Linked DNA regions of Homo sapiens: region 2 is linked to region 1. Evidence: read pairs that join two places in POLR2A ChIA-PET (ENCODE). Cell type or tissue: PC-9. All regions are shown on one strand. Links, peaks and the distances in the headings refer to the core of each region. The heading gives the core; the rest is flanking DNA.

What was found. ChIA-PET counts read pairs that join two places held together with the same protein. Peaks named below come from ENCODE experiments on the same cell type or tissue, not always from the same donor. Only the 100,000 strongest peaks of a DNase experiment are listed, where the experiment ranks them.
Region 2: POLR2A ChIA-PET joins it to region 1 with 5 read pairs; 3 of 35 experiments call an interaction of 5 or more read pairs at or near these places.

Annotation. Positions count from the first base shown.
Region 1 is chr7:130,030,606-130,034,998 of GRCh38, reverse strand. The region is part of intron 4 of ZC3HC1 (zinc finger C3HC-type containing 1); the gene reads left to right. Among named protein-coding and RNA genes, the nearest start is that of ZC3HC1, 19 kb to the left of the region's middle. In PC-9, for the core only: no CTCF peak of the experiment used is centred there; no DNase peak of the experiment used is centred there.
Region 2 is chr7:129,655,173-129,659,565 of GRCh38, reverse strand. It overlaps NRF1 (nuclear respiratory factor 1), which reads right to left. Exons shown (of 11, transcript NM_005011.5): 2 at 1,992-2,220. The coding sequence starts at 2,214. Among named protein-coding and RNA genes, the nearest start is that of NRF1, 46 kb to the right of the region's middle. In PC-9, for the core only: no CTCF peak of the experiment used is centred there; no DNase peak of the experiment used is centred there; H3K27ac peaks cover 563 bases.

The sequences.
Region 1 (4,393 bases), core at 163-4,162:
TGTGGGGAGAATAGAAGAGAAGACTAAAGTGTAGACAGTGGCCAAACCATGATTTTATTAAATGTATGTGATGAGAAGCTACGAGATTTTTTGAAGGAAGAGATGTTATAGATAACATGAACTAGGGTAGAGTACAAACTGCAAGGGGTAAGTCTTGAGGCAAAGAACTAAACTTAGAAGACATAAAAGGACTTAAAGTAATAACCCCAGCCAGGCATGGAGTCTCATGCCTGTAATCCCAGTGTTTTGCAGGGCCAAGGTGGGAGGATCACTTGCGGCCAGGAGTTTGGGACCAGGCTGGGCACCCTGTCTCTACAAAGAAAAAATTTTTTAAAATTAGCCAGATGTGGTGGCATACCCCTGTCATCCTAAGCTACTCGTGAGGTTGAAGCAGGAGGATCCCTTTAACCCAGGAATTCCAAGTTATAGTGAGCTATAATCATGTCACTGCCTTCCAGCCTGCATGACAGAGCAAGACCCTGTCTCTTTTTTTTTTTTTTTTTTTTTTTTTTTTGAGACGGAGTCTCGCTCTGTCGCCCAGGCTAGAGTGCAGTGGCAGGGTCTCGGCTCACTGCAAGCTCTGCCTCCCGGGTTCACGCCATTCTTCTGCCTCAGCCAACCCAGTAGCTGGGACTACAGGCGCCCGCCACCACACCCGGCTAATTTTTTGTATTTTTAGTAGAGACGGGGTTTCACCGTGTTAGCCAGGATAGTCTCAATCTCCTGACCTCGTGATACGCCCGCCTCGGCCTCCCAAAGTGCTGGGATTACAGGCTTGAGCCAAAATGCCCTGCCGACCCTGTCTCTTAAAAAAAAAAAAAAAGGAAATGAAAGAAAAACAGGATAGAATAATATGCGGCATTAAATTGGGAAAATAAATTATAAACTCAAGGTGTTAAAATAGAAACCTAGCAGTGATGGCTACATGGATGTGCACGTTAAAACTTATCAAACATGTGCAGTTTATGTCAATTAGACCTCAGTAAGGCTGTTTAAAAAAATATCTTTTCCAGTTTTGCTATTAGAAGGGGCCCAAATGTAGTAACAGCAGCACTTCTGCCCACAATTCTTTGCATTGTTAGCAACCAGATTTTGGTCCCTCATTTTAGTCTACTGTGATTAAAAGGATCAGGCTCTTTGGAGAGTTGCTGATTCCATGTCTTGGGGCAAGGACAATAAATCAACTTGGATCCAGAATATCCTGTTGTTGCTAGAAAGCAAGAATGCTTTCAAGAATGCTACAGACAGGCCAGGCGTGGTGGCTCACGCCTGTAATCCCAACACTTTGGGTGACCGAGGCAGGCAGATCACGAGGTCAGGAGTTTGAGACCATCCTGGCTAACACAGTGAAACCCCATCTCTATTGCAAATACAAAAAACAAGCCAGGCATGGTGGCACGTGCCTGTAGTCCCAGCTACTGGGGAGGCTAAGGCAGGAGAATTGCTTGAACCTGGGAGGCAGAGGTTGCAGTGAGCCGGGATCGTGTCACTGCACTCCAGCCTGGGCGACAGAGCAAGACTCCGTCTCAAAAAAAAAAAAAAAAAAAAAAAAAGAATGCTATAGAAATGCTACAGACAATGCTAAAAGAATAGAATAGCCAGCTTAAAGGAGATCCATTACCCCACTTGTGAATATCTGAAACTCAAATAAGAGAATAATCATTACAATTAAACTAAAATGCAGCCAGGGTAGTCCCAGCACTTTCGGAGGCTGAAGTGGGCAGATTGCTTGAGTCCAGGAATTCAAGACCAGCCTGGACAATATAGTAAAACCCCATCTCTACAAAAAATACAAAAAATTAGCTGGGCATGGTTACGCATACCTGTGTTCCCAGCTACTCGGGAAGCTGAGGTGGCAAGATCGCGTAAGCTTGGGAGGTTAAGGCTGTGGCGAGCCATGATTGCACCACTGCACTGCAGCAAAGGAAAAAGATGGTGTCTCTCTCTATTGCCCGGACTGACCTTGAACTCTTGGGCTCAAGTGATACTTCTGCCTCAGTATCCAGAGTAGCTGGGTTTACAAGTGCCACCTGGCTAATAATAATTAATTTTAAAAATTAATTTTAGTAAGCAGGAGAGCACTGATATATTTGTAAGTATTATTTCTTCTATCAGGTAGTCCATCCCTCCCTTCCTCCCTCCCTCCTTCCCCTCCTTCCCATCTTTCCCTTCCTTCCCTTCTTTCTTTTCCTTCCCTTCCTTTCCTTCCCTCCCCTCCCTCCCTTCCCTCCTTCCCTTCCCCCCTTCCCCTCTTACTGTCCCTCCCTCCCTCCCTCCTTCCCTTCCTTCCTTCCTTCCTTCCTTCCTTCCTTCCTTCCTTCCTTCCTTCCATTTCTTCTATCAAGTACACGTTTCTCTCTCCTCTCTCTCTCTCTCCCAGGCTACAGTGCAGTGGCACAATCATAGCTCACTGCAGCTTTGAATTCCTGGGCTTAAGCAATCCTCCTGCCTCAGCCTCCTGAGTAACTATGACTACAGGCGTATGCCACCACATCCAGCTAATTTTTTTTTTTTTGGTAGAGATGGGGTCTCACTATATTGCCCAGGCTGATCTCAAACTCCTGGCTTCAAGTGATCCTCCTACCTCAGCCTCCCAAAATGTTAGGATTACAGTCATGAGCAACTGTACCTGGCCTCAAATTCATGTTTCTTGTCTCAATCTGTGTAGGATGTCTTCAGTGGGGATGGTGGAGGAAGGGCATCTGAAAATCTTCTATGAGAGCAAAAAGAACACTTACAAAAATTATCAAAATCAACTTACTTTTTTTTTTTTTTTAGAGGGAATCTTGTTCTGTTGCCCAGGCTGGAGTGCAATGGCGTGGTCTCGGCTCACTGCAACCTCCACCTCCCAGGTTCAAGCAATTCTCCTGCCTCAGCCTCCCGAGTAGCTAGGATTACAGGCACCCACCACCATGCCTGGCTAATTTTTGTATTTTTAGTAGAGACAGTGTTTCACCATGTTGGCCAGGCTGGTCTTGAACTGCTGACCTCGTGATCCGCCCACCTCGGCCTCCCAAAGTGTTGGGATTACAGGCGTGAGCCACTGTGCCCGGCCTCAAAATCAACTTTCACAGGACGATTGGACAGAGATTTCTTTAAATGCCTGAACAAATAAGTCCCCCAGTCTTGCCAAGGAGCTCTGTGTGTGGTGGGGGGAGCACACCTTCAGTAGTCAAGCAGGCAGTTTGCAGTTCTGTGTTAGCCTTCACTTCCTGCTTGTGCAGAACCTCAGCATCAGCCAGAGATGAGAGAGCTTAGGGCCTTTTCAGGTCTTTGCTGGGCATGTGTATAGCTCTATACCTGCACATGTCCTTCTAGATTCCAGGGAATATGTCAGAGCCTTTCAAGCCTGCCTATGGACATTTCATTTCCCAGCTTTTAAGGTTTTTGGTCAGCTTGTTACTTGCTCCAACTCATACTGCTGCCTCAAAGCAACTGTGATGTTAAACAGTTGCCAATGATCATTTTTGAAAACCTGTCTGGGGAAAAGGGTGTTCTCACTGCGACAGTATAATGTTCTAGGCAACTGCCACACAGATCAAATAATGGTGGTTCTCTGGAATGGGGCTTTGGAGGAGCTCCACCTCTTTTCTGTGCTCTCCGGTGACTGCTAAGCTACTGGTTTTCACCATGATTGTGGGGATGTTGGTTTTCTGTTTTTTTTTTTTTTTTTTGAGATGGAGTTTTGCTCTGTTGCCCAGGCTGGAGTGCAATGGCGCAATCTCAGCTCACCAAACCTCCGCCTCCCGGGTTCAAGCGATTCTGCCTCAGCCTCCCGAGTAGCTGGGATTACAGGCATGCGCCACCATGCCTGGCTAATTTTGTATTTTTAGTAGAGACGGGGTTTCTCCATGCTGGTCAGGCTGGTCTCAAACTCCCGACCTCAGGTGATCCACCCACCTTGGCCTCCCAAAGTGCTAGGATTACAGGTGTGAGCCACCACGCCCCGCTGGGATGTCGGTTTTCAAGGCTACCACAGAGCTGAGCTGGGGAAGGGAAGATGGAAACAAGAGTTAAAACATCACAAAATGGGCTGGGCGCAGTGGCTCACGCCTGTAATCCCAGCACTTTGGGAGGCCGAGGCAGGCGGATCATGAGGTCAGGAGATCGAGACCATCCTGGCTAACACGGTGAAACCCCGTCTCTACTAAAAATATAAAAAATTAGCCAGGCGCAGTGGCGGGCGCCTGTAGTCCCAGCTACTCGGGAGGCTGAGGCAGGAGAATGGTGTGAACCCCAGGAGGCGGATCCTGCAGTGAGCCGAGATCACGCCACTGCACTCCAGCCTGGGCAACAGCGAGATTGTCTCAAAAAAAAAAAAAAAGATTATGAGTGACTTTGTTGAGCAACTAAATGTCAATTTGAGGCTGAGAGAAGACCAGTGACTCGAGTG
Region 2 (4,393 bases), core at 219-4,218, 380 kb after region 1:
ACATCCTTCAAGGTTGAAGTTTAAGTAAAAACATTCACAGACAAGCAAAAATAGAACTTGTTACTAGCAGATCCATGTTAAAGCAAATATTAAATGGTGTCTTTAGGCAGAAGTAAAACCATCTCAGGAGACCAGTTGGAGATGCAGGAAAAAAAATTAACATTATTTTTTAAATAAAAATATTGTTCGCTGGATGCGGTGGCTCACGCCTATAATCCCAGCACTCTGGGAGGCCGAGATGGGTGGATCACCCGAGGTCAGGAATTCAAGACCGGCCTGGCCAACAGGGTGAAACCCCATCTCTACTAAAAACACAAAAATTAGCTGGGCATGGTGACGCACACCTGTAATCCCAGCTACTCGGGAGGCTGAGACAGGAGAGTTGCTCCAACCCAGGAGGCAGAAGCTGCAGTGAGCCAAGATTGTGCCACTGCACTCCAGCCTGGGCGACAGAGTGAGACTCCATCTCAAAAAAAAAAAAAAAAAAAAAAAGTCCTGTGGTGTTTAAAATACAGTTGTCCCTTCAAATCCTCTTGAGATTGTTTCTAGCATCTTGATGTGTAGATGCTCAAGTCCCTGATATAAAATGGTGTAGTAGTTTCACATGACCTATTCACGTCCTTCTGTATCATTTCTAGGTTACTAATACTAATATTATAATACCTAATACAGTGTAAATGCTATACAAATAGTTGTTGTATTGGCCTTTTATTTGTATTATTTTTAATTGTTATATTGTTACTTTTAATTTTTTCCTAATACTTTTGATCAAAATTGGTTGAATGTGCAGATGTGGAGCCCACAGATAAAGAGAGCCAACTGTATACCAAAAATGAATACAAAGGACAACAATAGCATATAGGATGGGCGCATGAAATGCAAGTGTTCTAAGAAATTTGTATTATCCCTGTAGAGGTTAAAAGTTCCAAGTACATACAACGTTTTGCTTTTCCTTTTTTTTTTTTTTTTCAACTGGACACAGGCTCTCACTCTGTCACTCACGCTGTAGTGCAGTGGTGTAATCATAGCTCACTGCACCCTCAAACACCTGGGCTCAAGTGATCAGTCATCCCACCACAGCCTCCCAAGTAGCTGGGACTAGGGAGCACGTCACCACACCCAGCTAATTTTTTTTTGGTAGAGATGGGATTGCACTACATTGCCCAGGCTGGTCTCAAACTCCTGGGCTCAAGTGATCCTCCCACCTTGGCCTCCCAAAGTGCTGGGATTACAGGTGTGAGCCACTGAGCCTAGTCAACATAAGGCATTGATAAATAAAGGATGTATGTTACAATTTCTACAGGTATTGATAATAGTAAAAGCTTATAACTTTCAAACTAACAAGAAAAAAATGAAAAAATACAAAATTTTCAATCACTACAAAAGAAAACGCCAAGAAAGAGAAAAGTAAACAGAACAGGTAGGGCAAAGAGAAAGCATATAGAAAAGAAGGTAAATTTAAATCTAAATACATGTCAGTGATTCTGTTTAACGTAATTGGAATAAATGCTTCAGTTTAAAGCCAAAACATAGGCAGAATAGATGAAAAAATAAAACCAAAGCCATAACACTGATAGTAAGTGATTACAGACCTCAAGTCTCAGTATAATACAGGCTCAAGTTATAACTGCAAGGCTTAAAAAAGTTGTGATAAAGGCCAGGCATAGTAACTCACACCCGTAATGCCAATAATTTAGGAGGCCGAGGCAGAAGGATCGCTTGAGCCCAGGACTTTGAGGCCAACCTGGGTAACACAGTGACATTTCTGTCTCTACAAAATATACAAAAATTAGCCAGATGTGGTGGTACACATCAGCAGTCCCAGCTACTCCAGAGGCTGAGATGGGAGAATCACTTGAACCCGGAAGATCAAGGCTGCAGTGAATCATGATTGTGCTGCTGCACCCCAGCCTGAGCAACAGAGTGAGACGCTGTCTCCAAAAAAAAAAAAAAAAAAATTAAAGAAGAGCTTCTAATCCAAACAACACTACCTGCAGCTGCCAGATGAGCTGTCACCTCATCAGCTGCTGTGGAGTTGAGTATATCTGAGTCATCGTAAGAGGTGTCCTCGGGAGAAGAAGGCGAGTCTTCATCAGCACTCAGCATACTATGCTCGGTGTAAGTAGCCACATGGACCTGCTGCACTTGCTGGGCCACTGCATGTGCTTCTATGGTAGCCATATGTTCGGTTTGGGTCACTCCGTGTTCCTCCATGAAGTTCTACTGTCAGACAAAAAAGAAAAAGAACAGGATTCAGTGTGTAATATAACACAATGTTTAAACTAAGAGATATTTTATTCAAGAGCAGAGGAACCTTGACAAAATTCCAATTTCACTACTTACCGTGCCACACCAAGTCACAGGAAATGGGAAGCACCATGCAAATGTGACATAAAAATGACAGAGTGGTGTTCTTACGTGAAACCATTTTGATGGAAATTCGCTGTACTAATTTTATACCTCAGATCACAAAACAACAGATACCCTTAATAATAAAAAGACATTCAAATATAACAATAAAAACATACTTAAGATAGCTCAGTGACTAGCATTTGGCCTTGTGAACATAAGAACACTTAGTAAATAAGTGAAATACTTAACATTTTCTTTGTATGTCAAAGACGAGTGAGAGTCAAATAACTTTTTTCCCAAAAATTCAAATTGGTCTTTCTGCTTATAAAACTGCTTCTTGAGGGCATGGCGGCAAGTGCCTGTAGTCCCAGCACTTTGGGAGGCCCAGGCAGGTGGATCATCTGAGGTCAGGAGTTCGAGACCAGCCTGGCCAACATGGCAAAACCCTGTCTCTATTAAAAATACAAAAAAATTAGCCAGGCGTGGTGGTGGGCGCCTGTAATCCCAGCTACTTGGGAGGCTGAGGCAGGAGAAGTGCTTGAACTCGGGAGGCAGAGGTTGCAGTGAGCCAAGGTTGTGCCATTGTACTCCAGCCTGGGAGACAGAGCAAGACTCTGTCTCAAAAACAAACAAACACCCCCTCCAAAAAAAAACCCAAAAAACTGTGCTTCTTGTAAACCCCAAAATGATACAGTAATGTATAAAGCAGTAAGGTTAAAAGTTGGCTCTTCTATTACACTTATAATCTCCACTCCCCCCCACCCCAGAAGTTCATTATTTTTGAAAAATAAATTTGGAGCATACATATATATAGATTTAAAATAAAAACAGGTTCATATTATACATATTGTCTGTCTTTTTCATATTACAATATATCTGGACATTGTTACATGTCAAAACATAACAGATCTACCATATCTTTTTTAAACAGCTGCATAATACTTTATTATATGCATGTGTCATAATTTATATAACCAGTCACTTGCTGATCAAATATGCTGCCAAGTTTTTGCTATTATAAACTAAACATCAATGCAGTATAAAATATGTCCTTGTATATAAAACTTTACATATTAGTTCCTCAAAAAAAAAACAAAAATAGAAGTACCACATGATCCAGCTATTCTTGAATAGACATCTGTACACCCATGTTCATAGCAGCTTTATTCGCAACAGCCAAAATGTGGAAGCAACCCAAGTGACCATCGATGAATGCATGGGTAAAAAAAATGTGGTATACACATACCACTTATTATTCAGTTTTAAAAAGGAAGAAAATGCTAATTAGAAAGAGGGGAATTTCCTCAACCTGATAAAGAACAGCTACAAAAAACCTACTATTAACATCATAATGTGAAAAACTAGAAGCTTTCCCATTAAGATTAGGAAGAAGGCTGGCCGAGGTGGCTCACGCCTGTAATCCCAGCACTTTGGGAGGCCGAGGCAGGTGTATCACCTGAGGTAGGGAGTTCGGGACCAGCCTGGCCAACATGGAAAAACCCTGTCTCTACTAAAAATATAAAAATTAGCCAGGTGTGGTGGTACACATCTGTAATCCCAGCTACTCAGGAGGCTGAGGCAGAAGAATCGCTTGAACCCAGAAGGTGGAGGTTGCAGTGAGCTGAGATCATGCCACTACGCTCCAGCCTGGGTGACACAGCAACGGCGGGACTCTGTCTCAAAAAAAAAAAGATCAGGAAGAAGACAAGGAAATCTCCTCTCACCACTTCTTTTTAACATTGTACTGGAAGTCTTAACTAATGCAATAAGATTTTTAAAAAGAAATAAAGGGTACCCTGATTGGGAAGGAAGAAATAGAACTGTCTTTCTTCATAGATGACATGATTGTTGATGTAGAAAATCCAAAATAATCAATAAAAAAAACTCCTGGAACTAGTAAGTAATTACAGCAAGGTTGCAGGGACAAGGTTGTTTTCCTAAATACTAGAAATGAATAAGTGGAATCTGAAATCAAAAACACAATACCATTTACATTTGCACCACCAAAAAGTGAAATACTGAGTAAGGTATAAATCTAACA